4 separate regions of the Mus musculus genome follow, and regions 2, 3 and 4 are each linked to region 1. The links are chromatin loops, found by intact Hi-C in ENCODE. Cell type or tissue: gastrocnemius. All regions are shown on one strand. Each heading gives the region's core, and the rest is flanking DNA. Links, peaks and the distances in the headings are about the cores only.

What was found. Peaks named below come from ENCODE experiments on the same cell type or tissue, not always from the same donor. Only the 100,000 strongest peaks of a DNase experiment are listed, where the experiment ranks them.
Region 2: it touches region 1 in a loop (2.3-fold over the local background); 2 of 42 quality-filtered maps call a loop at or near these places.
Region 3: a loop joins it to region 1, with 2.3 times the contacts of the local background. A loop is called at or near these places in 2 of 42 quality-filtered maps.
Region 4: it touches region 1 in a loop (2.4-fold over the local background); 2 of 42 quality-filtered maps call a loop at or near these places.

What each region holds. Positions count from the first base shown.
Region 1 is chr12:15,847,075-15,854,535 of GRCm38, reverse strand. All of the region lies in intron 2 of Gm5432 (a long non-coding RNA gene), which reads right to left. Among named protein-coding and RNA genes, the nearest start is that of Gm5432, 34 kb to the right of the region's middle. In gastrocnemius, for the core only: no CTCF peak of the experiment used is centred there; DNase peaks (open chromatin) are centred at 3,921 and 4,441; H3K4me3 peaks cover 1,260 bases; H3K27ac peaks cover 2,472 bases.
Region 2 is chr12:15,978,242-15,985,702 of GRCm38, reverse strand. No RefSeq gene overlaps it. Among named protein-coding and RNA genes, the nearest start is that of Gm36235, 34 kb to the left of the region's middle. In gastrocnemius, for the core only: no CTCF peak of the experiment used is centred there; no DNase peak of the experiment used is centred there; H3K4me3 peaks cover 1,405 bases; H3K27ac peaks cover 5,000 bases.
Region 3 is chr12:15,969,223-15,976,683 of GRCm38, reverse strand. No RefSeq gene overlaps it. Among named protein-coding and RNA genes, the nearest start is that of Gm36235, 43 kb to the left of the region's middle. In gastrocnemius, for the core only: no CTCF peak of the experiment used is centred there; no DNase peak of the experiment used is centred there; H3K27ac peaks cover 1,441 bases.
Region 4 is chr12:15,924,111-15,931,571 of GRCm38, reverse strand. No RefSeq gene overlaps it. Among named protein-coding and RNA genes, the nearest start is that of Gm46335, 31 kb to the right of the region's middle. In gastrocnemius, for the core only: no CTCF peak of the experiment used is centred there; no DNase peak of the experiment used is centred there; H3K4me3 peaks cover 643 bases; H3K27ac peaks cover 1,056 bases.

The sequences.
Region 1 (7,461 bases), core at 1,500-6,499:
AGCTAATTCCTTGGATTAAATCCCTCCTGACTCAAATGCTTAAAATTCTTTGCTTCTCTTAAAGGATGCACAGACATAGTTTTGAACCATAGAAAGCCACACTTTCAAAAGATCTAAGAACAATACATGACAAGATTCAATTTGTAAAATACCTGCCCTTGAAGAAGGGTTCCATATCAGATGTATAATTTAACAGAAAAAAAAATTGCTGGTTGAATAGTTAAAGTGTTTACAGGCAGAGAGGTCATTTTCAAAGAAGAACCATTCAGTTTCCTTAAAAGTTTTTTTTTACAATGACTTAAGATGCATTATCATGCACAAATCCATCAATATTTAATTTTCTTCTTAAAAATCCGCATTGGGATTAACGTTACAAAGGAAAAAAGGCTTTTATGCCGAGGAAAAGTATATCTCTAGCAATGTGGTTGGTTTTGCTGATCTGTGTGCGAGCACAGTGCAGGTCAGGAGAGGTTATTTGGATGAGGAGATCTCCCTTTTTAATCCCTGCCCCTTCCTTCTTTCACAAACTAAGCTCGGTGCTATCAGCAGAAAGACAGAACATAAAACTGCAGGCTCAGCAGATGTTTGACTAATCTTTGGGGGTTCAAAAGAGAGGACAGTGGAAGAAAAGAGGGACTCTACAAGCTTCTATTTTGATTCCTTGGGCAAGCTAACGCAAGATGATGCGGCAGGAGAATACGGAGAGTTAGCCCATTTCCGTTTGCCACTGTACTCAGAACCTATGTAGCTATCTCCTAAGTGCTAAGTTTTAATAGACATGTTCATTCTTAATAATTAATCCTTTCCTTGAAGCACTTTGATTTTTCTGATTCATATCCAGCTAAGTATAAATCTGTTGACTCTGAGCCTAAGTGTGTCAATGCACAGCTGCAGTGCTCGAGGGATCATGGGATATCCAGGTCCCCTGAGACTCAAGGGAAAGAGTCTAGGCAGTGGTGTGCTGTAACATTTCATGAGATGTGTGACATAATGTGCCCCAAAAGGTGCACACATAGCCACAGTGAAAATACTCCTGCATTCTGGTCACCAGGAGCACATTTGGGTCACTATGTAGCCATTTGCCTCTCAAAAATCAGACATCACATCCTTCGAGGAACTCCAAGCTCTTCCCTGCATCCACCACTGCTCTGAAGCCTGGCCTGAACTTGCCCTTCATTGTCTGCTTTCTCTGTACAAATGATCTCCTGGTAGACTCCAAGTCCTTGGTCCTTGGTGGGTTCTGAGCCCCACAGAGTAGGACCTCAGCCCATCTGTAAGTGCACAACTCTTAAGGAACCTCTCAAGCCAGGGATCTGTGTTTCAACACAACTGATAATTTATGGAGTCTGGCTCATGAATTTATGGAGTCTAGCACATGCCTCCAGCCAAACTGCAAAAGGCAACAGCTCCCCAAGTCCTATGCTTCATGACCATTTCAGGGCAGTTCAGAATTTATGCCATCAATCCACAGCAGCCTGTATTCAGGCGGATCCCTCTTACATTTTTCTCTTTCCTTCTTGGCTTTCTTCCTGCGGGAATTACACAATCCCCTGTCCTCCTCTTACCTCCTCCTCCTGTGCTGTACTGTACCTCCAACTCTGAGAAGCTATGAATACAAAAAGACAGCCGGCGCTCCAGGATCCTGTTACTAATTCAATACATGCAGATCTTTCAGGGAGGGTGGCAGACTTGCATTTTCTTGAGAACAATGGGGAAGCCAAAGAAGCCTTTCACTCTTTCCCTGCAGACAAATACTATCTCAGAATCCTGAAAGGGCTTTAAGGGGCTTAGTCCAACTTTTGCCATCCATGATAGGAACAGGAATGCAATGAGTAATGTGTAGACTACATGCATCACAAAAGTAGCTGCCACTGGGTTCTATTTAGGAACCCCATCAGCTAGTGCAATGGGCCAGTGTTTAGGAAAGGTTAATATGATAGGAACTTCACAGAGGCCAGTCCTTAAGCTTCAGTACTAGTTACAAAGAGCAGTAGAAATATATTTGTGGATGAGTTGGATGGGTGCCCTTAGCTCATGCTTGGGATCTTAGCCTGTAGTTTACCAGAGTCTGTGCTCTTATGTGAAGATAGGGTCCTCAAAAGGGTAATCAAGTTTATATGATTTGATTAGACTTGGTCCTAATCCCATAAGGATGGAGTTCTTATAGAAAGGAGCAATTTGAGCCGGGGATGAGCTCAGTTGGTAGAGTACCCGTGCAGTGTGCATTAAGCCCTGCATTGGATTCTAGTGCCACATAAACCATCTTGGGGGAGGGGATGCTGAAGCAGGAGATCAGAAGTTCAAAGTCATCTTCCAGCTGCCCAGGAAAACATGCACGGGTCAGGGAGTTTTGGGGCAAGGGTTGTACAGAGTTCTGAGAAAAAAGCCTTAATGGGTGATTGTCTTGCTTGCCTTAATCGATGAGAAGACCCAGCCTGAAAGTGGGTGTCAACATGATCTAGCTTCAGGCCCTGAACTAGAGAGACATTTCTCTCTGACCTTGACTGTGAACGTAATGTGACAAGCTGCAGGAGTTCCTGCCCTGACTTCTAGTCAATGGCTAGTGTAGCCTGGAAATGTCCTCTTTTGAATGAAGTGTTTTCAATAAGGAATTTACAGAGCCCATTATGAATAACCACATAGTGGGTTCTCTAGTGGGTGGGCGATTAGTGCGTTGAGTACTAAGTTACCTGGAGGTTCCAGACCTACTAAGTGCATCCTCACTCACAAACATGAACCCATGTGCAAGCTGCCTAGCTTTGCTCCACCAGTCCCTTGCTCTACCACCAGGTTCCTTATGACTTGTGCCTCTCTCCAAAGCCTGAAGGCACCTGAGCAAGGCTTTGCCTCAGCACATCTAAAGTATGGTGGCCTGGGTGGATCTTATTTACTTTGTAATTTCCCTGATCACCTCTTTCACCACTCAGAGAGTATAATTCTCTGGTATGGCCCAAGTGTGATTTCTGAAATAATAAGCATAGTCACAATCATATACAAAATAAAAAGAAACAAATTCCTTATCGAAAACAACTGAGCATCCACCTCACATATTGTGACCCATGGTGACCTGGAACTGTCCTTCCCTAGAAGCCATCCTAATCTCTCCCATTATGTACTGCAAATACTGAGGTACCTGACCTGTTCAAGCCTGTTTCTTTCAGAGGCTTCTTCCTACTCAGGTCCTTTGGTCCCCCTGGACTTCTGGTGCAGAAAGTTTTCTGTTGCACTAACCAACTTGGACACTGTTTTTCTACAACTAGTTCATGAATCAATCTCCTCTCTTTGTCTCTCTGTCTGTCCCTGTCTCTCTTTGTCTCTCTGTCTCTCTCTCCTCTCTCTGGTTCTCCTCCTTACCAAGTGGCTATTCAGTTCTCTTCTATAAAATAATGACATATTGCACATAAACTATGCACAAATCCCCCCTGTATGCCTCAAATCATTAAGCCCAATCCTGTACAAATGCTGCAAATGCTTTAAAAGTGATTGTTATATTGTTTAAAAAAATAAGAAGAACATGGTCTATACATGTTCAGTGCAGAAGAAACCCCCCCCCCCCCCAAATCTTGTGTGCTGGTAAATCTGCAGCTTCCAACTGTGAATTGTGAGGGCCAACTGTATTTGTGTTGTATCTCTGCCCCACTCTTCTGCATTCCTGAGACCTGTAAGCATGCCTCACTCCCACATGGACTGCCAGTACTCAGCCCAGCATCTGCACATACTAGGTGCTTAGCGAGTGTTTGTTTATTGAATGAGTGAGTCATGCTAACTGCCACTTACTAGGGTTTTCGAGTGTGTATTGCAGTTTAAACAGCCAGTGGTACAGGGACAGAGGGAAAGGGTGAAGAAAGACCATGCAGACGTCAGAGCTGGTCCAGTGAACGTGAGCGCCTGCCAGTGCTGGCTCAGCTCTAAATGAGTTACTGCTCTCTCAGCGCCTGCCATGGGAAGCCAGCTGCTCAGGGAGCACTGTGGTTTTGTATTCAGACAGAAGGGGACAAGCTCATGCATACATCTGGATACGGAGACAGGCCAGCTTCACCCTCTCTAACTAAGTGAACACCACGGCCTTGACAGAACTAGCTGGAATTCTAATCACTAGGGCTGGCATAATAGACAGGTGAGTCTGGGACTCTCAGAGGGGCAGGTTGAGCTACTTCCTCTGGAATACAAGCCTCTTTTCCAAATAGACCATATCCTGAAAGTATAAAATGCCTTCCTTCCTATTTACTCAAGCCTTGGCCCTAAGAGGGCTCTCCATCTCTGTCTCTATTCTGAGCTCTGAACTCATTGCCAGCACTTCTGCTGAAGCCATTTGGACAAGGAGAGGGCCACGCAGGAGGAGAGCTGGCTTCCAGGCAGTTCCTGAGAAGGTCCTCCTTGCCTGGGCCCCAGGAGGCTAATAGAATGGTCGAGAACAGGCATTGAGCCAGTCATGTCTCCTGTCCACTTTGCTCCATCTCCTGACATACACCCAGCATTCCTGCATGTGGTGACAGCTTGAAACAACACCCCTGTCCCCACATTCTGCCTCTGGAATCATTCCAGGCAGTCTCCGGTGTGCCTGCCTGCATGACTCTTGCTTCTATCCAGCTTTCTTTCCAGGTTTCACAATCCCTTTTGGCTTCATCCCCTTTTGGCTCCAATTCTTAGTGAACTCCTGTGGGTCAGCAACTTGAGTTCAGATTAGCAGGCTCAGCTTCTACCTTCAGTAGCCACCACCTACTCCCTTCCTGGATGCTTATACCTACTTAGCCTCAGCCCTGGGCTTCTAATCCCGACACAGGATCACATCTACCAGTCTCTGTCTGTGGGCTTCATACACTGAGAGCACAGTTGGAGAATGGAGGGTCAGACATGTCATAGCCAGAGACTAGCTTTTCTTCTTCTTTTGGTTGTCTTTGTCTCTTTCTTTCTCTCTTTCTTTCTCTCTTTCTCTCTCTCTTTCTTTCTCTCTCTCTCTCTCTTTCTTTCTTTCTTTCTTTCTTTCTTTCCTTCCTTCCTTCCTTCCTTCCTTCCTCCCTTCCTTCCTTCCTTCCTTCCTTCCTTTCTTCCTCTCAGACACTGGTGCAAAAAAAAAAAATTAGGTTTCCCTAAGTTCTCAGTCTTATAAATAAATAAATAAATATTGTTTATTAATAAATTATTTTATTTAAGACATCTTATTTTATCATTTTTATTATTAAATTATTTATTGTTAATAAAACATTAAATTATTAAAATATTATTTTATTATATCATTGAATTTAAATTGTTTAAATAAATACTTTATTATTAATAAATTAGTAAAAGAATGTTAGAATGGACTCAAATTCAAGAACAATTTTATTATAGTCTAAAAGCCCTAGGAGATACAAGATGTAAGCTTCAGCTGCTGGCCAGAGGAGGATAATAGAGGAGAGGAGGTAAGTAGCCATCCTGGTAGGCTGACATAGAGGTCAGCAGACGGCAGGCATAGCCACAGGACAGAGGGAAGAGCAAGGAAGCCAAACTGTTGATGGATCAGGGAACTCCAACTGGTAAGGGAAGCATGCTTAGAAAGGACATAGAAGGGCAAAAAAGAAAAGTGAAAAGTCTCACTTTTCTGAAAAGTGAATAGACTCAACACCCTCCATCCCTGAACAGCCCATAAGTTTCTGCACTGGGGGAGGGAGGAATGAATCTCAGAATGAAAAAATACTATATGTCATTAAAGAACAAATTATTCCACCAGTCTCTTTAGCTTGGCTTAAGGTGAATTCATCCAGGAGTAGTTCCTTAGCCAGAGTGATTGATGTGGCCCAGCTGGAATGTTAGAGCTCTAGCCAAGCCAGGAAGCCAGGAATTCCATTACCTTGACCAGATAGTGGCAGGAAGTGGTGGTGGTGGTGGTGGTGGTGGCGGCGGCAGCGGCAGCGGTGGTGGTGGTGGTGATGGTTGTGGTGGTGGTGGTGGTGGTGGTGATGGTGGTAGTGGTGGTGGAGACAGGGTCTCACTCTGTAGACCTGGTTGGCCTAAAGCCAAGATGGCTTCTAATTCAGATATCCTTCTGCCTGTGCCTCCCCAGTACTGGGGTTAAAAGTGGGCAATACAGCACTGGATGCCATGGTCAGAGATGCTATAACCAGCCTTTTTTTTTTAGCTGTTTGTAGGTCTCTTGTGCCAGGATGGTTGATTTTACCCCCACATTCCTTCCTGTGTTTTTTTCTTTTTCTGTTCATTTCTGTTTAGCCCTATTTTTTTTTTAAGTTTTCAAACCCTAGGTAGGAAGGATGGGAAAGTGTAACTAGAATGAGTGAAAGCCTTGATCTTTGAGGCAGAGCTTGTCTGCACCAGTGAAGCACATTCTGTTCCGTGTGAGCGTCTGAGAGAGGAAATAATGTAAATGATTTCATATTCTTCAAATGATCGGTTCATGGAACTGGACTATTTAAACACATGCTGGGAACACAGAGGCAGAATGAGAACATGCTAGAGGTTTCCTATTCTAATATTTACATGTGAACGATAGGCGTATAAAATCCAGTGCTAAAACTCAAGCGTGAGTTATGCATGAGAGTGTGCCAACGACAACATCTTTCACTCAATAAGGAATTCATTTATGAAGCACCTACAACATTCACGAAAGGACAGAGTAGCAAAGTGACTATGGAAATGGACTTTGGATGAAAACAGTCCAGGGTTCAAGGGCTATTTCTGTCATGCTTTACTAAATCACTGTAGATAATTTTGTGTTAGGTTCCATTTGCCTAGAAAATGTGTCTAGCACTACAGTCATGTGTCAAATATTTTGAAAAGTGCACCAGTAGGTGATATTTGTAATTATGAGAGCACACAGGAGTCTATTTACACAAGCTAAAGTAGGTGCAATGTCTCTAGGTAACATTATCTTGTGGGTTTGCCATGCATGCATGCATGTGTCCATCCCTACCAAAATGTTGTTATGTAGTGCATGGCTGTATCTACCTCAGATATCGTACAGAACATTTCCCATAGCAGAGCTCCACTTTGTCACCTCTACTTGTGTGTGATTTCACATTCTCAGTACCATGAGTAGATGGCTCGTATATGTATATTTAGGTGTTAGTTCATAAACACAGTGATCACACTGCATTGGAAGCCTGATCAAATGTTCACAATCAATGTGATAGCATTCACAGTGAAAAATGTGCATGGTGCAGTCACAGATGAGTCTATAGCCAAGTTATGCAAAGGAACCCAGGCTAACACTGCCTAAAGTATCTAGGTACATTCTGTGTTTGATTTTAAATTAATTTTTGGTGGTTACACATTAGAAATGTTTTGCTGTTACCAAATTTTTATTATGTGAAATTTATTCTCTTTGCAGTTCTGTGAGCTAGAAGTTCAAGGATAAGATATTGGCATGGCATGGCTCCTTCCAGAGTCTCTCATAGTATGTCTTTCTGGCCTTGATCAGCTTCTGCTGGACCTGTGGGCTTGGGCAACACCGTTCCAATCTCCCCT
Region 2 (7,461 bases), core at 1,099-6,098, 130 kb before region 1:
CAAGAAGGTAAACCTAACAGGAAGAAATGTGTCTAGTCAATGTGTCTAGTGTATGTTTCCTCAAGGTGAAATTCCTGAAAGGCTTCTTCACTCCTGGCAAAGTGCTCAGCTGATTTGGAGCAAGTGAGGAATGTCAGCTATTTTTGTTACTCCAACTGCAGAGAGAGAAAGCTTCCATCCTTGATATCTGTAAAGCCATTCACAGCCCATGGGGCCATGTTGCTATTGACATTGTATGTGTGTGCCGGGCAGGCACATATGCATATGTGTCTGAAGCATGAGGGAAGCACACGTGCCCTGGCATGCATATCCTTGTCAGAGGACAACGGCAGGTGTTAGGCCTCATTCTCCACCTTTTTGACATAAGGACTGTTGTTGACAGTTTCATGCACCAAGATATCTGGCCCCTGAGCTCCCAGACAGTCTGTCTGTCCTTCCATCTCACCACAGGAGCACTGGGATTGTAGAAGTGCAGGACTCCTGACTTGATGTAGGTCCTAAGTATTCAAAGTCAGGTCCTGAGGCTTGCAGGGCAAATAATCACTTTACCTGTAAAGTCGTCTTCCCATTCATGTTGCTAGGGCTTATCCCAGAATGTGTGTCTGAGGAGGGAGTTGGTACGGTGCTGTGCATATGAGCATCTGGGAGCCAGCGGCCACCTTCAAGCATCATTTCTTGGTGGCTTCCACCTTGTTTTTTGAGATAGGTTTGTTCACTGGGACATGGGGTTGGTAGATTAGCTAGCCTGGCCAGCCCACCATGTCTGGCTTACTCCGTGGCTGCTTCTTATGTGGCTCAGACTCCGGTCTTCAGCATTGGGCAGGCTTTCTGACTAAGCTTTCTTCCCAGACTCACTCAGTAATCTCTGGTAAATTTTCAGTTCAACAGATTCCAGGTAGGACCCAGAAATCTGCATCTGTCAGAATCTCAGGTCCTGCTGCTGCTGACCAATGTGAGAAGCACTCATCCCTGGACATTTCCCCAAGGTGCTTAATACAAAGCGCACAACTGGTCATTCCTTGCTTCATATAGGAATTTAAAAATCACCATCATACCAATTGTAGCACTTCTGTTCACCTCTTAATCAGGCTTGCCGAATTGCTAAATGTTTTAAGAAACTGTTTACTGAGGTACATGGTTGAAAAACATTTTCAAACTTCAGGGTCTTTGATCCTCATTAATACTCAAAATTTCCCTGAACCCAGAGGAAGGCAAGGTTCAACAGTGTAACAGAGAATCAAGTGGAAACAAACAGACCCATTCAGAGTGGTGGGAACATGCTAACGCTTGTGTTAAATGTTAACTCCCTTTAAAAATAAAAATAACACAGAGAGTGATCTCTGGTGAGGGAATAGATCGCTCTAGATTAGGCAAATTCTGTTGTTTCAGGTGTTTAACCTTGTTCCAAACCCCAGCCTGGAGTTCAAAAACAAAACCCACAAGCCTGAAGGCCAGTCCTCAGCACAGTAGTCTGAATGGAGCCCTATTAACAGTAACGAAATACCATGGACTTGGGACACTGGGACTGTGGCCCTTTGGCTTCTCAGAAGAACTTAAGATAGCTACACAGGGAACATGAGCAGCTAGCTTGTTTTTCACGGGGAACTCCATGGAAATATCTCCCCCAGGGAGACACTTGTTTGACCTGCTGTCTTTTGAAAGCTCATTCCTGGGGTCAAGTATTTGATTAGACCGGTGTGTGTGTGTGTGTGTGTGTGTGTGTGTGTGTGTCATCCATTTGGGGCTATCCCTGGGCAGGAACCTGACACAAGTACCTAGAGATGAATTTCCACCGTTTCTTCCTATTAGCTTCCCTGGTAGATAAAACCTCGGCTGTGTGAAATGTTAGCTCAGAGAAGGACTTGCTCAACCATGTCATTGAAAGGCCAACAGAGTGAACGCTGTCACAGCTGATGTGTTGCTAAGTTGAGAAAATGATCATCATAGTGATGACTTGCAGAGATGCCAGCTCTGGGAAATGTGCTCAAGTCTCAGAGGACAGGGACAGGAAAGAGTACAGGGAAGAAAGAGAAGGAAGGCACCTGAGGGTTCCATTCGACCGACGTTCTAAACAAGACGAAGAGCACGGCAATCTCTCACTGGCAGAAACAGCATCCATATATCCACACTCTCAGGGACCTTGGCCTTGGACATCATCCTGGGTGTGTTACCTTTCCATGCAAAGAAGTTCCATAGAACTTGGCTGTGTGTAGATTGAAAGCCACAGATCCACCAGAGTCCACCCAGCAGGAAGCACCTGGGCAGAGGTTTCACAAGCTCTCCTGGAAATGTTTGCAGGTCATGTCTCAGATTGGCTGAGGGCATGCATTGGTATAGAAGCACTTAATGAGAACTTGCACTTCTTAAGAGTCAGAGGCTAGACCTGAAAACAGAGATAGAGGATTAGATTGTGGGGCTACATGAAAACTAAAGAATACAATTGTTAGGGGCTGGAGAGATGACCCAGCAATTCAGAATAGATGTTGCTCTTGCAGAGGACCTGGGGTTAGTTCCCAGCACTGACATAGTGTTTCAAAGCCATCCATAACTCCAGTTTCAGGGGCTCTGATTCCCTTTTCTGATCTCTGTAGGTACACACATACATGTGGTGCACATATTTTCAGGCAAATTACTCATATACATAAAATTTAAAAACAAATATATTTTAGCGAATACAGCTGCAACTATACTTGGTTTGAGGATTTGGGGAATGAATATAAAAATGTATATCAAATGATTATATAATCAGGTACACATACACACACATACACCACACATACACACACATACACCACACTTATACATACACACACATGCAAATATACCACAATACATACGTATATACAGACACATACACACACATATCGTATACCACACACACACATATAGATACACATACAGACACACATACACCACACTCACATACACACACACACACAGACAGAGGGCAGGGGGAAGAGAGAGATATTTCTGCAAGAACAAACGAAGAAAAGTATTAAAAATGGATACCAGAAATTATAAGAAAATTAAGCTGAGTGCAGTGGGACACAGCTGAAATCTTAACACTCAGAGCCTCAAGCAGGAATGTCAAGGGCAGCCAGAGCTCTGGGGACATAGCCTGTGCTGGGTGGGGCTTTTCAGTGACAACTGTCTTGGAAACATCTGTATATCTGTAAGTTCAGCAGCCTCATTGGTCCACCAAGCTGTAATTAGGTGTAATTGTTCCTTGGTCTGCTTTCTGTGCCCTGACTGTGGAACCAGACAGTTGTTCATAGATCCTTGGAAAAGTCACGCCCACTGGTCCACGTCCTGAGAACCCGGAAGAAGTTTTTTCATACCATAATTCCGTTAAGCAACTGGGCGTGTGATATTAGGTCTATTATTTCAGATTACTCCATGGCTCTGACCCCAAAGCTCAGGAGAATTTGAAAATTCTAGAAATCAGGCCTCTTATGATCATCTTACTGGGAAATGTGAATGAGTTAGGTGAGACAGGCTTGGAGTTGCTCCATCTACCAGAAATTCAAATGCAGAGAATAACTTCTCAATTATTCATTCACCCCCTGATTTAATCAGTTGATAATCTCTGGGGAGAACTCTTTACAGGTACTGAACTGGATGGGGAAATCAATAAGGCAGAGTCTCTTACAATTCTCCCTCCAAGAGCTAGAGGAAAGTTCTGGAAGAACCACTTGCTGTGAGTGATGAGCTTCCCCTGAGGTGAGGTTTGAGCTGAGTGTTATGGAATGGAAACAAGCTGGCTGAGGGCACAGAGTGAGAAAGATTGCTGCAGGAAGTGGGGGGTTGCCAGTGTAAAAGGAAACATTTTTAAAATCTGAGTTTAAATTGGCATGCTGTCCTATATATCAGCAGAAGGGATAGTTGTTCTTTCTTGCATGGAAGACATTTCCTGGGCCATTAACAGGCAAGGAAGCCTTCTACGTCTGGATGTGAGCTCTCCCCAAGGACTGACCACCCCCAGCCCCTGCCCAGGGATGTTTGCTTTGGTCCTTTGATCTCTTCTAAAGCTTTTGAAAAGTCTGTGTGATTCTCATTAAATATTGAGTTAGAGAAACACATGTGTATTAAATGCTTATCCAGGTGTCACAAATAAGCATATGGAGAGCTAAAATGGAAGGGAAGTGGGAGTGGGGGGGGGTGAGGGAAGGACAGACAGATGGACTGAAAGCCTGACTGTCCCCAGGCCCTCTGTGAAGCCCTCATCAGCTGCTACTTTCTGGCTTTCAGACTGCGAAACTCTGACCCTTTAGTCCAGGATGCCAATTTGGTTTACCCGAACTCTGTTTAGTGGCAGTGTGGGGCTCTGGGGATAAAAATATGCCTTCAGTGCTTCAGTGACTTGTGAACTAAACTGGGTCTACACGACTAGAGCTGTGATCTATTCTACACTCTCCTTTTCCTAGCTTCCCTTGTAAGCAGCCCACCCCTTCTATAGCAGTGAGAAGTCAGCAGCTCAGGGAAACATTGTCTGTCAGAGTGAACGGGAAGATGATTTCTGAGGTCACTGCAGCCAGCTCCAGCACCTAACAGCTTACAAACTAGAACAGCTCTGCCGATCCTAACTCCCCTTTAACGTTAACCAGGATCATGAAAAGATCATCAATAATCTCACCCCTTCCCCATTTCTCGCAGTTACTCACACTCACCAACATCCACAAACAGCTGAGTGAATATTTACTGACACCAAGAGTTTTTTTTTCTGCCTATGACCTTCAAGAATTCAGAATGGACTTGATAATTATGAGCAGCGTCCACTTCAATTAAAATAAAGTGGGGGAGGGGGGAACAGCTGTGAATGCTGGTTGCTATCATGCTTGTTAGCTTGCATGTGTAGAATATTTTCAATTAAATAAACAGAAATGTGTTTTTCAAAAGGCAGTGACATCTAAGCAAGTGGGAAGGAAACAGACACCTGGCCATGGTAACTATCTAAACACCTGCCCTCTGCCGCTAAAGGGCATCTTTTTCTGCCAGAATCTGCTGTGTATCGTGGAGGAGAAGATTTGCCAGAGTGTAAATGGGCCCTTGGTTCTGAAGGAAATGAAATATACTGTCTCAGGTCAGTCTAACCAAATCCTAGATTAGAGGCAGATAGAAGAGCCACAAGAAAATTTAGACTTGAGCCTTTCTGACAGATACTGCCAGCCAATTGGGCTAGTAGTCTCCCCAGACAGCATAGTCCAGGGATCCTGTCTCTGCCTCCTCAAGCTGGAATTATTGGTGTGCTGTTGTGTTACCTGGAATTTACATGAGTTCTGGATTCCAAATTGTAGATTTCTTGCTTCGGGAACAAGAGCTTTAATTGCTGAGCCATCTCTTCAGCCCAAGGTTAGTATTTTTGTTTAGAAAATCCCTAAAACACTCAACCAGATGGTGGTCTCACTTGCTTCTCTTTCTTGGCCTCTGAAGTGAAATAATAGCAGAAATGCCTATTTCTGTTTTAACTATTGCTCTCAAAATGTACAAGTGTGAAAACTGGCCAAAACCAAAATAAATATAAAGGAAAAATTTTAAATAGGCTTTTTCCTCTTGGTTCTTGGATATTAAAGATAATGGTAGTGGGTGGGGGCTGAAACAAGAAAGGATGATGTGAGAAGACAAAATAGCACATGCTTTCTGTTGTATGTGGACTCTAGACTTAAAACCAATTTGTATGCATACAAATGCCATGAGAGCAGTAGTAGGCAGGGAAGAGCCAGGGAGATGAGGTGAGGCAGCATGGAAGAGATGGAGAAGAACTATAGGAAAGGGAGAATGCCATGTTTGTATAAAAATGAGCTAGTGAAAATGCCATATTTTATATGCCAATTAAAATATAAATGCAGTAAACAAAGAACACAGAATGACAGAGTATTTTATTTCCTAAACTTTGAAGCCAAGCAGTTGAGTAGCTAGAGCAATCCAGCTCAGGGTCAGAATTTCCCAACAGCCTTGAAATAGATATCCTGTTTGGTTCTGCAGTCTTGACTCAGTATTACAAGGGCGAAGCTTCACAGCTCCATGAACTTCTGTCTGGAGACCTGTATCCTGTAGCTGGGCATGTGGAAGTATTTCAGTTAGTGAGTCTAGCCACGAACAAACACCAACAGTACACTGGTTTAGAAAGTGGGTAACCCAAATGTTCTTATAGTTCAGCAACTGTGTCATGATCATGTCAGGTAGAGAGCAGACACCACCCAAACTCTCTGAGTGCTACCATCTTGGTAGCCTGCCGGCTCTGTAATACGAGCACCGACACCCCTAGCTTTGACGCCTGTCTCCAACAACAGCTGCTCTGACTCTGGCAGGAAGGCCACTGAAGTTCTCCACCCCTCATGTCTTCATCTAGAGTTAGGGCAATGAGCTGCAAGGAGAAAAAAGGGAATGTCAACCCAGAGCTATCCCAATAGATGAAACTCTCTGTGAAGAGCGAGCTGCCAGCAGTGGGATAACCAATGGAATCCACTCGGTCTCTGTGTGGATTCAGGTACAGGCAGAGAAGGCATGGTGTGATTGCATGTCAGTTTCCTCAAGGAAAGATGAGAGAGAACAGCCAACTGGTTTGGAGTGCTCACACCCAAAAATCCATGATTGCTGGGCAGTGATGGCAGCGCATGCCTTTAATCCCAGCACTTGGGAGGCAGAGGCAGGTGGATTTCTGAGTTTGAGACCAGCCTGGTCTACAGAGTGAGTTCCAGGACAGTCAGGGATATACAGAGAAACCCTGTCTCAACAAAACAAAAACAAAAGTCCATGAGTTTTTTTAAACTGGCTTTGATATTTCCCCCCCCCCCCCCCACCTCAGGGAATAGATATGAAAGTAGAGTATAATTAACACTTGCTATAAATGCATTGAAAAGCAAGAGAAGTTGATGTTCTATCCAAGACATAAAATTTACTTGATTTTCAAAGCAGGAAATGAAGTCTGCAGGATAGATTGCATAAACAGCACTTCCCAAAAGTAGCAAGGTGGGAGGCAAGCCCAGTCCTTCTGTTAGCTTCACAGAGGCACTGGCCAATGTAATACACATCAGCACATTTTTAGAAAGGAGTGTTGCCCCACAAAAGAAATCCTATCAGCAGTGTAGGTGTGTCCGTAATTCCTTAAAACCTTCCAGCACTCTTGCTGCTGAAGAAATAAAGCAGTTTTGCTTGGAGCAAGAAGTATGCGGAACGGAAGAGAAGTTGCTTGGCAACAGATTAACTTATTTAACTTATGTCTGTCTTGACAAAGATGCTACAAAAAGAACCATGAAGACATCAGTAGAATATTTAGGAACAGTAGCTTCAAGAATCCCCACACCGTGCAAGACATGGTGTCAATAGCCAAAGGTGGAAGTTCGCAGACTACATTTCCCAAGCTCCCTTGCAAACAGGAGTCTTTCTATCATCTGTTACTAGAAAACAGTGAATGAGTCAGGGGTAGAGCTAGAGAGCCATTGCTTCCTGACAGTGTGGATA
Region 3 (7,461 bases), core at 1,449-6,448, 120 kb before region 1:
TGTGTGGGTTTCAGAGAATAAAACTGGATCTTGAATGCTCAGAATCAGGATCTAATCTGTGGAAAACCCCTCCAATCATCAAACATGTAAAACACTAAGCAGATAATTTGAAACATAAGTTTCACCCTTCCAAGAATATACTTGATAATGCAGCATCTACAATTAGAATGCCCCACATTTCTTTTTCTTTTCAGAAAGAAATCAGATGTGGTAGTTATGAAAATAGCTTTTCGGATTTCCTGCTAAGATGATGAGAAATACCAACATTGGAAAACAGCAAACTCCCATCATACCAGCACACCAGGGGCTGTCAAGGCTGCTGACAAATACTGACTTGACAACAAATTTTAAGAATGACTTCTGTGCAAGAAAATGCAGAGTGTCTTAAAATCTTGCACCTTATAATAAAGCAAATATGGTACCAGTTTTTCCCCAAATCTGACATGACACTGCTGATGAAGAATTATGACTGAAGTTTACTGAACTATTAATAAAGAACCCAAGCAAATAAAGGAGAGGGAAGATTACATTGTCTGTGTTGTTTCTCTACAGAAGAAATGACATAATTAGGGTTTCTATTCCTGCAATGAAACACCGTGACCAAAAGCAAATGGGGGAGGAAGGGGTTTATTCAGCTTGCACTTGCACACCACAGTTCATCACCAATGGAAGCCAGGAAAGGAACTCACACAGGGCAACAGGGCAGGAATCTGGAGGCAGGAGCTACTGCACAGAGCACTGGGGACTGCTGCTTGCTGGGTTCCTACTCATGGCTTCCTGCATTCTTTTTTTTTTTAATATTTTTATTACATATTTTCCTCAACTACATTTCCAATGCTATCCCAAAAGTCCCCCATACCCTCCCCCACAACTCCTCTACCCACCCATTCCCACTTTTTGGCCCTGGCATTCCCCTGTACTGGGGCATATAAAGTTTGCGTGTCCAATGGGCCTCTCTTTCCAGTGATGGCCGACTAGGTCATCTTTTGATACATATGCAGCTAGAGTCAAGAGCTCCGGGGTACTGGTTAGTTCATAATGTTGTTGCACCTACAGGGTTGCAGATCTCTTTAGCTCCTTGGATACTTTCTCTAGCTCCTCCATTGGGGGCTCTGTGATCCATCCAATAGCTGACTGTGAGCATCCACTTATGTGTTTGCTAGGCCCTGGCCTAGTCTCACAAGAGACAGCTATATCAGGGTCCTTGCAAATGCTTGCTAGTGTATGCAATGGTGTCATTGTTTGGTGGCTAATTATGGGATGGATCCCTGGATATGGCAGTCTTTAGATGGTCCATCCTTTTGTCTCAGCTCCAAACTTTGTCTCTGTAACTCCTTCCATGGGTGATTGTTTCCAATTCTAAGAAGGGGCAAAGTGTCCACACTTTGGTCTTCGTTCTTCTTCCCAGGACCATCAGCCCAGGGATGCCTTCACCCATAATAGGCTGGCTGGGGCCATCAACCAGTAATTAAGAAAATGCCTTACAGGTTTGCCTTCAGCCCAGTCTTATAGAGGCATTTTCTTGAGGTTCCTTCCTCTCAGATGACTTTAGCTTTAACGTGTGTCAAGTTGATATAAAGCTGCCCAGAACACATATGAAGAAGTAATCAAAGAGCATACATAGCATTTCTGATTTGCATGATTTCTTCAAAACTTTTCTTTCCCTTAAAGATATGTGTGTGTGCATGTGTGTGCATGTGTGTGTGTCTGTGTGTGTGTGTGTGTGTGTGTGCTCATGTGTATACAGAGGTCAGAAAAGGACATCAAATTCCTGGAGTTAGAGTTGTGAGTCACCTGTGATGGGTGCTAGGAACCAGACTTGAGACATCTACACAAGCAGAAAGTGCTTTAAAACCACTGAGCTCTCATTCTTCCACCCCTTCACATCTCCTAAGACGTAGAGCAGTGATCTTCAACCTGTGGGGTGCAAGCCCTTTGGGAGTTGAATGGCCTTTTCACAGGTCATTCAGATATCCTGCATATCAGACATTTACAGCACTGTTTATAAAAGTAGCAAAATGATAGTTATGACGCAACAACAAAAATAATTTTATGGCTGGGTGTCACCACCATGTGAGGAACTATATTAAAAGGGTTACCGCATTAGAAAGGTTGAGAACTACTGACCTAGAGGATATTGGTGCTTGGAGACTATTATCTGAACAAAGGAATGCATAAATTAATAAGCACTGCTTTGCTTTATATCACACACACACATATAGATACACACATGGATCTACAATTGAAACGATATTGTTGGTGGACTTCTTGGCCTTGAGTAGCATGTCTACTCCAAGGTTAAGTGATCACAGTAGAAGAGGAGGCAGGGAAAAAAGTCTGAGTAGTAGGATGACCTGAAAAAGATTGTGAAGACATCTTCTGGACTTGGCATTCATGATCTGACTGCAGCTGTGGCTGCCTGCATAAGATTCAGTCCAATACCTTTTCATCATGAGTGGAAGAGAGCTGCCCGAGATGTTCCAGCCCTCCCTGAAGACTACTGGTAGTTAATGGTGGCTGAGGAGAGGTGTCTTCCTTTTTTTAATGGTGTGACTACTGATATGCTGTCTATGCCCTAGTAAATAACATCCCGCTCACTCTCACCCAAGAAACCCTAACTAAACTCATTTGGGTCACACATGCACAGAAACATTAAAGTAGGAAGGGAGCTTCCTGGGATGAGGGAAGATCCAGTGGGAGCTGGAGAGGGACAGACAGGACAATGGGTGTGGAAATGACTAAAATTCAATATATATATATATATATATATATATATATATATATATATATATATATATATATATATATATATATATATATAACTCCTAACAAATGGAATAAGTAATAAAGTTAAATGGATTTAAAAATATTATTTATTCATATAAAAGTTGGCCAACATTAACTGAGTTAATTGCTCTGCCTACAGGCACACGTGTTTTTCTTATTCATGTAATCTACTTAGCTCACTCGGAAAGGCAAACGTTAGTGTTGCTAAAGTAGAATTGTTTTCACCTGAGCTCATGCAGACAATCGTTGGACCTTATCCCAAGGTCAGCAAATAAGTTATCAAAATACATTAAGTTGTTTCTATTTCCCTATAAAATGTCTACTGAGCATTTGAGGGAGGAACACAGAAGAAGGAACACAGATCTGGCGGCTCAACCAAAGCTCGGATAGTCGCCAAATCTGCCTGAAAAAGTGAAAATCCACTGTATTGTTTTTTTCTGGACAGTGAGAACTTAGAGAGTATGTGTGGGTGAGTGGTAATTATTATTATTATTTTTTTTAATTCCATGGTAAGATTAGAGTAATGCTTGTAAGTTTGAAGACCTGAATTCAATCCCCTAGAATCCAGGTGAAAGGCAACATATAGTGGCATACTGCTGTTCTCCATTGCTGAGAAGAAGGGACAGGCAGGTCATTGAGACCTGAAGTCACTGGCCAGCCAGCCAAGTTGATTTGGTGAGTTTCAAGTTAAGATACCCTATCCCAACAAACAAGGTGGATGGTACCTGAGAAATGATATCTGAGGTTGACATTTGGCTTCTGGATGAATGTATATAATATTTGCATTCACATACTCATGAATACACACACACACAATCACACACACACACACACACACACACCCTGGATTATGTCATTTTACCAAAGCATTTATGCAGAAAGGAGGTATGGAAAGGGGCTGTGTCTAATTCACAACTGCTTCTCAACCCTAGTAAATATCTCACTAAAACACCACAGGATTCATGTGTGCCCTCTATCATGGACTTTCTCAGAAACAACATGGAACCAGGGGCCCAGCAACTGTCCTTGGCCATCTAGAGAGTAACTTGTAAATTCATTAGTGATCTACAGTCATATTCAGTGTGACTACCCACCACAGTACTTCTCATGAACTTGGACCAAGAACCATAAGTCATGCTTTCTTGAACCCATCTTTCCTACATGTCTACCTCCTCATGGCTTCCCACAACATTCTGCTCTCTGGGGCTCCTTCCCATCCTCTTCATTCTTGAACTCAACTTACATACACCTCAAGGCCAGCCGAAGTATCACTCTCACCAGATATTCTACTTGGACATCACTAGGCAGAGGTTTCTCCTCTGCACCTTTCTCCTCAGACCACAGCTCAGCCAGCTTCTTGGAATTGCTTCTTGCTGGTTGATATCTTTACCATAAACTTAACTCTGAAAACATTGGATCAGGAGAAGTTGTAAGATCTTTGAAGACCTCAGCACTTGTCAAATATGTTCTGTATAGGAATGGAAAGTGAGTCTTGGAGAGAAATGAAAGATCTGATTTTGGAGTCAAGAGCAATGGTAACTACGACTCTTGGTGTGGAATGGTAAGTGAAGAATCTTGGGGGACTGCATGAAAGTAGAAGGAGCAAAGAAAGAGCAATAGAAAGAGAAAGTTCTGAAATATCTCTGGGAGTGAATGGAGGGATCATCATGCACTTGGCACCAGATAGAGGAAATCGTAGCTGACTGAAGAGGTCTTAGACAAGAGGATGATGATATGGAAGAGTGGCTTGTCCAGTCAGGCTGACACAGTAGGAAACCATCTACAGGTGGAGGACATCTTCAATAGCACAGTTTACTTTTCCAGTGCTCAAACCTGTAGGTCTAAAGTCAAGGTTCTTCTTGGCTTCTGAATGGTTACTTCCTTGTGACATCTTTACAGGGACTTTCCACTGAACACACTCATGTCTGTTGTCTCTTCCTCTTCTCACGAGGATGCCAGTCTTCTACGATGAGAGCTCTGTTCTGAGGACCTCATTTCCCGTTAATCATCTCCACAGGATATTATCTCTACAACCACCCTGGAGGGTAGGACTTTAACATTTGGGCTTTAGGGAGAAGCACTTCATTCTCAAACAATCAGGGCACTGACACTGGGAGAAAATCATGGACCATTCCAGCCACTGCACTATGTCAGGCTTCCAGGTAGCAGCATTGACAAGCTAATTTGCCAGACAGAGGCTGACATAAATGAGCAGCCCATGGTACCGAAGAGCACAGGTGCAGCCACTTAGATGATGATTCTTGTCAGACAAGGGCCTCCACCATAGGCCAAAGAGACTGAGGATGGGCAGCTGTGCAGACAACAGATGGGACCAAATTATAGTTGGGAGTTTGCCCTCCTAAGAACATGGTGGCACAGAGATAAACTCATCATATATTTTTCCTCTGGTTCTTGGAGAAATCGGAACACAGGCCTTCTTCAGTCATCAGACAGTAAAGTTAAGGTTCTTAAAGGTGTAGGTGCAGAGGGTTCTCATTAGCATAGGCTTGGTCTGAGGATGCTAGGTCTGAGGAACCACAGAAGACATTCAATAAGGAAAAAATATGGTCCAGCTCTGATCTTTGTTATTAAAACAAAAGGGATAATTAAAAATCCCCATCTCTGGGGGCTGGGGAGATGGATCAGCTGGTAAAGTACCTGCCACATAAGCACACAGACCTGAGGTTGGATCCTCAGCACCTGTGTACAAACTGGGCATGGTAGTGTGCATCTATAACTCCAGCCTTGTAAAGAGAAGGGATGCAGAGACGAGATGATCCCTAGAGTCCTTAGACCATCCATCCTGGCTGGTCCATTGAATTCTAGTGGGTTACAATTGTAGGTGACACACAACTCTAACTCCACACACATGCACACAGATAAATGTGTACATGCACACACTGTAACCAACCCACAGAGACATGCACATAAGACACAGACCATCCCACCAGCCTCCACACAAATCCCTATCTCCTTCTAAACCAGCAATTGTTCTTAGTATTTGACACTGTAATCCCATGAACTATGTTTCTTTCTGAGTGTGAGTTGGCTTTGTTTTCAGTGTTAGGTGAAAGGGATGAGAGTGTACAAGGTCCCTCCAGGAGGAACATTGTAAATTCAATCTTTTCTCCTTGGCTCTCAGCCCTTTTGATTCACACATGTAGGACACCTTCACCATATCCCATACAAAATGTTCTTTTCTCTGGTGGCTACATCACTGATGCCTCTGATGCCCTGCACCCCATCCCTGCTCAGCAGTTGACCTCTCAGGCTGGGATGTAGTGGTGGTTTCAGGTCTCCAGCTGTAGCTCTCTAAGAAGCACACTGCTTCACATTGTTCTCCCCAAGAGGTAAAGCAGACAGAGTGGGCCCAGGCACAATAAGACAGCCCATTGGAAACTGTTTCTGTGCTTACATCTAACTGACTTTTATCATAAATTAGAGATTTTGAAAAGAATGAGTCATAGAAAAAGAAGAAATTAATAACCTGCTTCAGCAATCAGCATATTATATCCCCCTGGTGACTCATAACACCAGACACGAGTCAGGACAAACAGGGCTCCTGCCAGAAAGTGCAGTTAAAAATAAAAGCAAAAATAGGGACGGGGGTGGCTGGGAACTGTACCTGAAGCTTTCCTAGTCTCAGGTCCCCTGATGAAGGGAGGACTTGGGGAAAAAAGCTGAAATTCTTGAGACCTTCATAGGAAGAAACAGATTTTAAGGAGCTCAGACAAAGGGATTTCAGAGTAAAATCATTTTTTCTTCATTTCTACTTTTATTAGATAGTTTCTTTATTTATATTTCAAATGTTATCCCCTTTCCTCATTTCCCCTCCAACCCCCCTTCCACTCTCCCCTCCCCCAACTCACCAACCCACCCACTCCTGCTTCTTGGCCCTGGCATTCCTCTACACTGAGGCATCGAGCCTTCACAGGACCAAGGGCCTCTCCTCCCATTGATGACCGACAAGGCCATCCTCTGCTACATATGCGACTGGAGCCATGAGTCCCTCCATGTGTACTCTATCGTTGGTGATTTAGTCCCTGGGAGCTCTGGGGGTACTGATTAGTTCATATTGTTGTTCTTCCTATGGGGCTGCAAACCCCTTCAGTTCCTTAGGTCCTTTCTATAGTTCCTCCTTCGGGGACCCTGTGCTCAGTCCAATGCTTGCCTGACAGCATTCACCTCTGTATTTGTCAGGCACTGGTAGAGTGGTAGAGCCCCTCAGCTATATCAGGCTCCTGTCGGCAAGCACTTGTTGACATCCATAGTAGTGTCTGGGTTTGGTGACTGTATATGGGTTAGATCCCCAGGCAGGGCAATCTCTGGATGGCCTTTCCCTCGGTCTCTGCTCCACACTTTGTTTCTGTAACTCTTGCCATGGGTATTTTGTTCTCCCTTCTAAGGAGGATCAAAGTATCCACATTTTGGTCTTCCTTCTTTTTGAGCTTCATGTGAATTGTATCTTAAGTATTCTGAGCTTTTGGGCTAATATCCACTTATCCATGAGTGAATGCCATGTTTGTTCTTTTGCGACTGGGTTACCTCACTCAGGATGATATCCTTCAGATCCATCCATTTGCCTAAGAATTTCATAAATTCATTGTTTTTAATAGCTGAGTAGTACTCCATTGTGTAAATGTACCGAGTTTTCTGTGCCCAATCCTCTGTTGA
Region 4 (7,461 bases), core at 1,575-6,574, 77 kb before region 1:
AGTGCAAGCTCGGAAAATAGTTCTGTGACTGTTAGAACTAGATAGAGGTTACGGTAGCATAGAAACATAGCAGAGGAGAGGCCACCTAGGTAGGGGACCTACTGAGTCAAGGTGAAGAGGGAAAATATGGAACCTGGAACATGCTGAGAAATCACTGAGGTAGACATTGGAGACCAGGAGAATCTCAGCCCAGGTTCAAGTTCTTTGTGTGAAATTAGGTAAGCCAATCTCCTCTCAGAGCTGTAGGAAGGAATTGTGGGTGATCTTTTACCATTCCTATTTTCCATAATTAGCTCCTGAAATCTTTCCAGCCACTATCCTGTGCAAAGTCCAACGACACCAGTTATAGCTTTCTGGTGACTTTGACATTTCTCTTTAAAGACACACCAAATGACATCAACTTCTCTTGTACTAGCAAGCTAGTTAGGCCGAGGGCCATTACAATGAACCTTACTTCACAAACCCAAAGGGCACACATGTATGTATAAAACTTGTGTGTGCTGCTTGTGGTGGGGAGTGCTGCTTCCTCCTGGCTTTTTGGTTACTTCTGGCCAGTGTATGATGGAGAGTGTCAGCCCAGAATCAGTCAGTTATGTCCTGGTCAGAGTTGTCCCATGCCTGACTTTAGCCAGTGTCCAAGATACATGTAATTTGTCCCCATGGCCTGGGTGGCTGTTTATGGTTACCCAAGAGGAGGTGGAAGGATCTCCAGAGTTGTTTTTCTTTGATTTCCTGACTCGTATTTCTCCTGTAAAACCTTTTAAAAACTAATTTTGTGAAGAATCCAAAGCCAAAAGCATCTGGTTTGTACTGGTTCTTGCCTCTGCTGTCACCCAGTGCCCAGCTCTATGCTTTTAACTATGGTGAATAAAACTACAGTTTATATCTTTGCATGTATAAGCTCTAAAGGACACTGATAATTTATTCCTTGGCTACACATTTGTGACCACTTCATGACCAGCTATAATGCTTTGAGTAGACAGGGGGAAGCTAACTTTGATTGGGTGACATTGCTGTCCTGACCCAATGTTCCTATGTACCACATGAGATAAGGGTCTTGATTAGCATTGTTATGCCTATCTTACAGGTGAAAAATCCTTAGATCTACTTTTAAGGTTGATAATCTCATGTTCAATCACCCTAGTCTTTGGATCAAGTGATGAGAAATGATCACCTTCTCGGTAGTCCCTGTGAATAGCTTTGATCGTTACTTTTCCTTCCTGTGTGTTTCTTACCTTTGGTGACACAGAAAGCACCTGTTTTACTTTCCTTCTTATTCATCTAAGTAGTTTGAAGAAAACTGTTTGCCTTTAATGAAAAGTTGCTCCAGTAGGTTCTAAACGGTGAGGGTAGAAACTCTTGAATACCTACTGTCTACACACATCAGGCACCACACACATATCACACACACATCAGGCACACACACACACACACACACACACACACACACACACACACACACACCAGCAAAGCCTAAAGCTCTCAGGTACATTCATACACTTAGCCTGGAGATGGAACTCTATCAGTTTACAGAAAGTCAGGCAAGCAGATAGATTAAATCTGTCAATGGTAGATAATGGCAGAGTGTCTATGGTAGGGCCATTTGGGCAGTTACTGCTCTTTGACACAGTACATACCTTTCAACCTTGTCTCCCCTATAAAGACCACTTACCTCTTTTCCTGGAGTCTGTCCTGGTCCCCTTGTGTAGAGGTTGAATTGAGTATTACAAAAGACTTCCTGATGCCCTAATCTCCAGTGTCCCAGACTGTGAGTGTAGTTGGAGACGGGACCTTTTAAGAGGCAATTGAGAGAAAAATGAAGTCATTCTTGTTGGATCCAATCCCAGGATTGATGTTCTTTTAAGGAAAGAAATTGTAGACACATAGAAGAAAGCTCAGAACACAAGGCAATACCAGGCATGTGTGTTCACAGGAGAATGGCCATGGAGAGCTCTGATGAAACAGCTATGGAGAAATGTCAGGTGAAAGCAAGCCCCTGGCTCCTCCCCCTTGCACTTCTGCCCTCCAGAACTGTAAGAAAATAGACATCTTGTGTCTAAGTCACCCAGTCAGTGACAGTCTGTGCATGAACTTATGCATTCTTTAGACAAACTTTCTAACCCCAAGAAGAAGTAATTTCTCCTCCACTGAAAACATATACTACACTTAGAAATGGTTCCCTTTCCTTTTGCCTGTCTGTCTGATTGTGCATGACTCCTTTTCTAGCTATGACCTTCCCTTAAGTTGACTCATCTGTAATTAGATAGAGTTTGTTTAATCAGCAGGAAAACCTCTCCTGGCTCTTAAGTTGTCACGGACTCTTCTTATCTTACTTCACAGGGGACTGGGAACATAGTAGGTATCCAACCAGTGCTGGTTCTTTTCTCACTGCTCCTCCGTCTTTTCTGAAACTCTCTGATCAAAGAGACCTTAAATGTACACAGATGACATGCCAGTTTGCAGGGCTTCATAAAGGGCTGGAGCTGATATCTAAAGAATATCATCTCACCGTTCTAGAAGTCTAAAGTCTAGCACCAAGTTTTCAATGAGGTTAGCTGCTTGTATAGGACTGTAAAGGGGGGAAAATCTGTCCTGTGATATTCTAGCTCCTGCTGGCTTGCTGTCCATCTTTGGCATTCTTTGGCTTATAGAACATTTGCCCAGTCTGCTTTTATCTTTACATGCATTCTACATCTGTCTATATTTTATCTTGGGATAAAGATTCCAAGCATGCCAGACAGTGATCAACCATGGTGACTATATCTCAACTAATTGCATCTGCAGGAAAGCTGTGTTCAAATGAGTCAGATTCTGAGGCAGTAATGGTTACTATCTAGTTGTATAGACTGTGGGGAGGGTATGGGCTGGCACAGTTCAGGCCTAATAGTCATTTTAGCTGACACCAAAATCTCACTTTGAACAACCAGCCACCTTCCTAGTCACTCTGTGTGGACGGCTTAAACCTTCATTGTTTTCTTCTTCTTCTTCTTCTTCTTCTTCTTCTTCTTCTTCTTCTTCTTCTTCTTCTTCTTCTTCTTCTTCTTCTTCTTCTTCTTCTTCTTCTTCTTCTTCTTCTTCTTCTTCTTCTTCTTCCTCTTCTTCTTCTTCTTCTTCTTCTTCTTCTTCTTCTTCTTCTTCTTCTTCTTCTTCTTCTTCTTCTTCTTCTTCTTCTTCTTCTTCTTCTTCTTCTCCTTCTCCTCCTCCTCCTCCTCCTCCTTCTTTCCCTCCTCCTCCTTCTTCCTCTTCTTCCTTCTGTTTCCTCCTCTTCCTCTTCCTTCTCCCATCTCCTCCTCCTTCTCCACCTCCCCCCTCTCTTCTTTTCTCTCTCCTCTCTGTATCTGGCTCTCTGTCTGTCTGTCTGTCTGTCTGTCTATGTCTCTCTGTCTCTCTCTGATTTATACATGTGAGCGTACATACATTTGCTCATACATGTATGAGTGGAGGCCAGAAGTCAATGTCATATGTCTTCCTCTGTTGACCATGACCTTATTTTGAGTCAGGCTCTATTATTAAGCCCCATTGAGTGACAGCAGAGTCAAGAACCAGTACAAACCACATGCTTCTGTCTTTAGATTCTACACAGAGATAAGTACCACCCCCCGTCTGTTTGTCTCCCACTTCTGAGCTCTGGGGTTCCAGATGTGAGCCACTGTGCCCAGCATTTAAATGGGGATCCAAAAGCAGGCTCTCATGCTTGAAGAGCATAGAGGTTTTTTTTGTTTTGTTTTGTTTTGTTTTGTTTTGCTTTGTTTTGTGTGTGTGTGTGTGTGTGTGTGTATCTTCATCCCAGCCCTTTCATGGTTATCCCTATGTAGTTCTTACCTGAAGGACACAGAATATACCTATGTTGTTTTCCTTTTAATTCATTAATACGAAGAAAATGTCTCTTGCTTGAAGAACCCAGGCTCTTAGGTTCCCCATGACATGTATAGTGAGCCTGCTTGTTGTAATCACATAGGATCTTTTTCACTAAGACTCCTGTACTATTGTAGACCTCTCAGGATGATACCAAGGCTCAGATCTCTTGTAAAAGCAGGGCAGATAAATTCAATATACTCCAAAGGATGAGAACATTACTCTTCTAGAAGGCTGGGGGCTGTCTTCCCTGTACAGGTGAGAAAATGTACAGGCATTAGGCTACCAGGAGGGGAGGTCTTAGAATCCATCTCCTATGTCACTCTGGCATCCTAACACCAAAAGATTTCACATATGGGAAAACCATGTGTTAGCTTATATCAAAGATGACTTCCTCCACTTTGAGATTTAGACACATGTTTAGGAGACAATTCAAACCATCTCATTTCAACCCAGGGACATTGAAGTCATAATTGTAGTGCTCTTTTATAATAAATCAATTAATGCCCGGGATTCCATATGGAAAGACCAGGTTGGTGGATCTGGAAGAAAGTTGGTAGAAAGTCAGCTTTGAAACCTGAAGTATCTAGAGAGTTCCAAATACATATTGCATGAGTAGAAAAACCTCCAGCCCCCAGCAACTGGATTATTTATAAGGTAAAAACTAGGACCCTGCTTTAAGTCTGACAAAAATGCAGCACATGGCTCAAGGCAGGGACTGGGTGTCAGAGCAGGGCTAGCATTGTTGAGCTTTGCTTTCCAACCCAGGCCACCTATACATCAGACTGGCACCAAAAGATGGTAATGACTGCCCTGGTTCCCAGACTCTCCACCCTTCTCACAGTGATTACTTTTTGTTCTGCTTTTAGAAAAAGAGATATTTTAATGCTTTTGGGGCTTTATTGTAATAATGGGCTTCAACTGTGCTAAGATACATTCTAGCTGACTTTCTTCCCAGATTTTCATCTTGTTCCCTCAGGTAATCCTGTTTTTTGCTTTAATTATGCATGTACTCCATTTCCTGCTCCTGATTTCCTCTCTCATTCCATTTAGAAATCTTTCTCCACCCCCAACACACACACACACAGGGGGGGGGGGTGGGATTATGTAGTGCAATTCTGATTAATCTAATCAGAACCCAGACATGTTTGAATAAACTTTTCTATGTAACCAAGTTATAAAATCTCTGGAGAGATCACAGAGTCGGGGCTGAACTTCTGTAGCAGGGTAAGAATGCTCCCCCACCCCTGAGAAGTATTAAGGTAAGACACAGAAGTGACATAAAGAAACAGTGACTGATTCCATAAGGATGAGGACAGTGTCTGACATGGATGACTTTGAAGATAGGGACCACTTTGCTGGAGATATGGAAAACCCATGATTTGAGGCTGGTTTAATTGGATGGAGATGAGTTAAATGTGCTGAGGTCATATCCACCCAAAGATGCTGGCCGACCTAGTCCTTGCTAGGAAAGTTGTCATTTATAAGCAAAGATTCATTGGGAAGAGAGGACCCTTGGTCTTGCAAACTTTATATGCCCCAGTACAGGGGAAAGCCGGGGCCAAGAAGTGGGAGTGGGTGGGTAGGGGAGCAGGGCGTGGGGGAGCCTAGAGGGGACTTTTGGGATAGCATTTGAAATGCAAATGAAGAAAATATCCACTAAAAAAAATAAAAAGTAAAAATAAAAAATAAAAAAAATAAGCAAAGATATAGACATTTTGAATTCCATTTCCCTATGCATGGCTGCAAAAATATTTATCATGGGTAGAGTGGAACTCTGTGAATCCCAAGTGAAAACTCATAAAAGGTCTCCAGAAGGCTGATGAATACCAGATCCATTTCCCTCTATTAGCTGCTCCAAAGCTGAAGGTTACCACTGAGGAAACACAGCTGCTATCTGATGCGTTTCCCTATTCAACCCTCAAAAAAATGCTCTTAGGGTTTGTGATCTGCCTTGCCTAAGGTGACCTGATCATCTGTGGCACAGAAATGGAGGACATTGGACTGTCCAAGGTCTCATCCATGCATACTTGATTTCCACAATTGCTACATCTTCCTTCTTCTATTAAGGGATAGTGAGATGTGCAGCCTGAGGTACTCTCAGGCCTGGGAGGGCAGCCAAGGGCTACCTTGAATGTATTAGAGGGCATTTTGTATATCATTAAAGGACATAAAAAGGTATTGTATCAGGTGCCAAGAATCTTACATTTAAATTTGAGCTTTGTTTTTTCTATACGTGCAACCATCTCTATGTGGGGTGTAACTCCCTGTGGACATTTCACCCTTCTACTGAATCAAATACTTGTTTGAGGATTTCCACAATATTCAGCTCGCTGGGTTGGTCTCATTGATTTTAACTAGATGAAGAAGGAACTATCTAAACCCAGCCAAGAAGTGTGCATATCCTTATGTAGGCTGGAAGTCACTCTTGGTATCCTTTTATTTGGCTGTTTTCCTTAAGTTTTAACAATAGAATTCAATACTGACTAACTCTGTTGTGTTACTACTATTCCAACAACATTGCCAACTACTAGAGAAAAGTAAGACTATCTTTTACAACTTATTGCTGTTGGTGATTTAGCCACCCTTTCATGCTTCTCCTTGAGCTAAGATGGGCAAAATATGGCAAACAGTGACACCAGCTACATCCATCAGGGTGACCTACAAGCCTCAATAAGGCAAGAAGACACCTGGCAATTTGAGTTAGGATATGTTTCTTCTGACCAGGCCATATAAAAATGGCGAAAGCTTATGAGTTTAGTGTCTGACAATTTTAAACCACACAAATTTTTTCACATGATTCTGCTGTTTAATTTATAGTTCATTGTTCTTAGATCTTCATATTTTGCTTAACTCTAATGATAGATGCTTTTCAAAGACAGGAACATATAGAAATGAGGGCAATCCCGACTGAATCTTCAAAAATGCATGGCTTTTAAAATTGGACTTCTCTAGATCCTGGTCAGGAATGGCAGCACAAAGGTGTGCCCAGGTCTACCCTTCCTACTCTGAAGCACAGCTCTGTGATGCATTCTCAGTGTGCAGAACACTGATTGCTCCCCAAAACAACACTTCCCTTGTTCAAGCTACTTCCTTCCATAGCTTGGGTCTGTGCCCTGAGTGTGCCCTAGGGAGGAGGCTTGGCCATTTCTGCATGGGAGAAGATTCACTCCAGTGCTTCAAGAGCAAGTCATCCCTTCTGCTTTCTTGCTGGGAGGTACAATTGCATACGCCTGGACCAGAGCAGCACTCTGAGCCTAGATTTACTAGACAAAGAGGTGTGGGAAAATCAGTTCCTCCTTCATTCGTTTGAGTCTGGAAACCAGGGAAGCTTCCTGAGATAAGAGTGTGGAATCTCAGCAGACATTCTGTGCATCCCCCCAACTGCCAAGACCTGATGACACAGAACTGAGGTCATTCTTCAAGAATGCCTGCAGATTAAATTCAACGTCAGCTTGAAGCACTAGGAGTCAAAGCTAATGACGGTAATGATGGCAATAATTCATAGAGTTACTTTGCAAAATATTTTCACTCATATTATCAGTTGATTAATGAGCATTCTTTGTTTTGAAAGCAGCGTTTTTATAGGAAAACACAGAAGAGGAT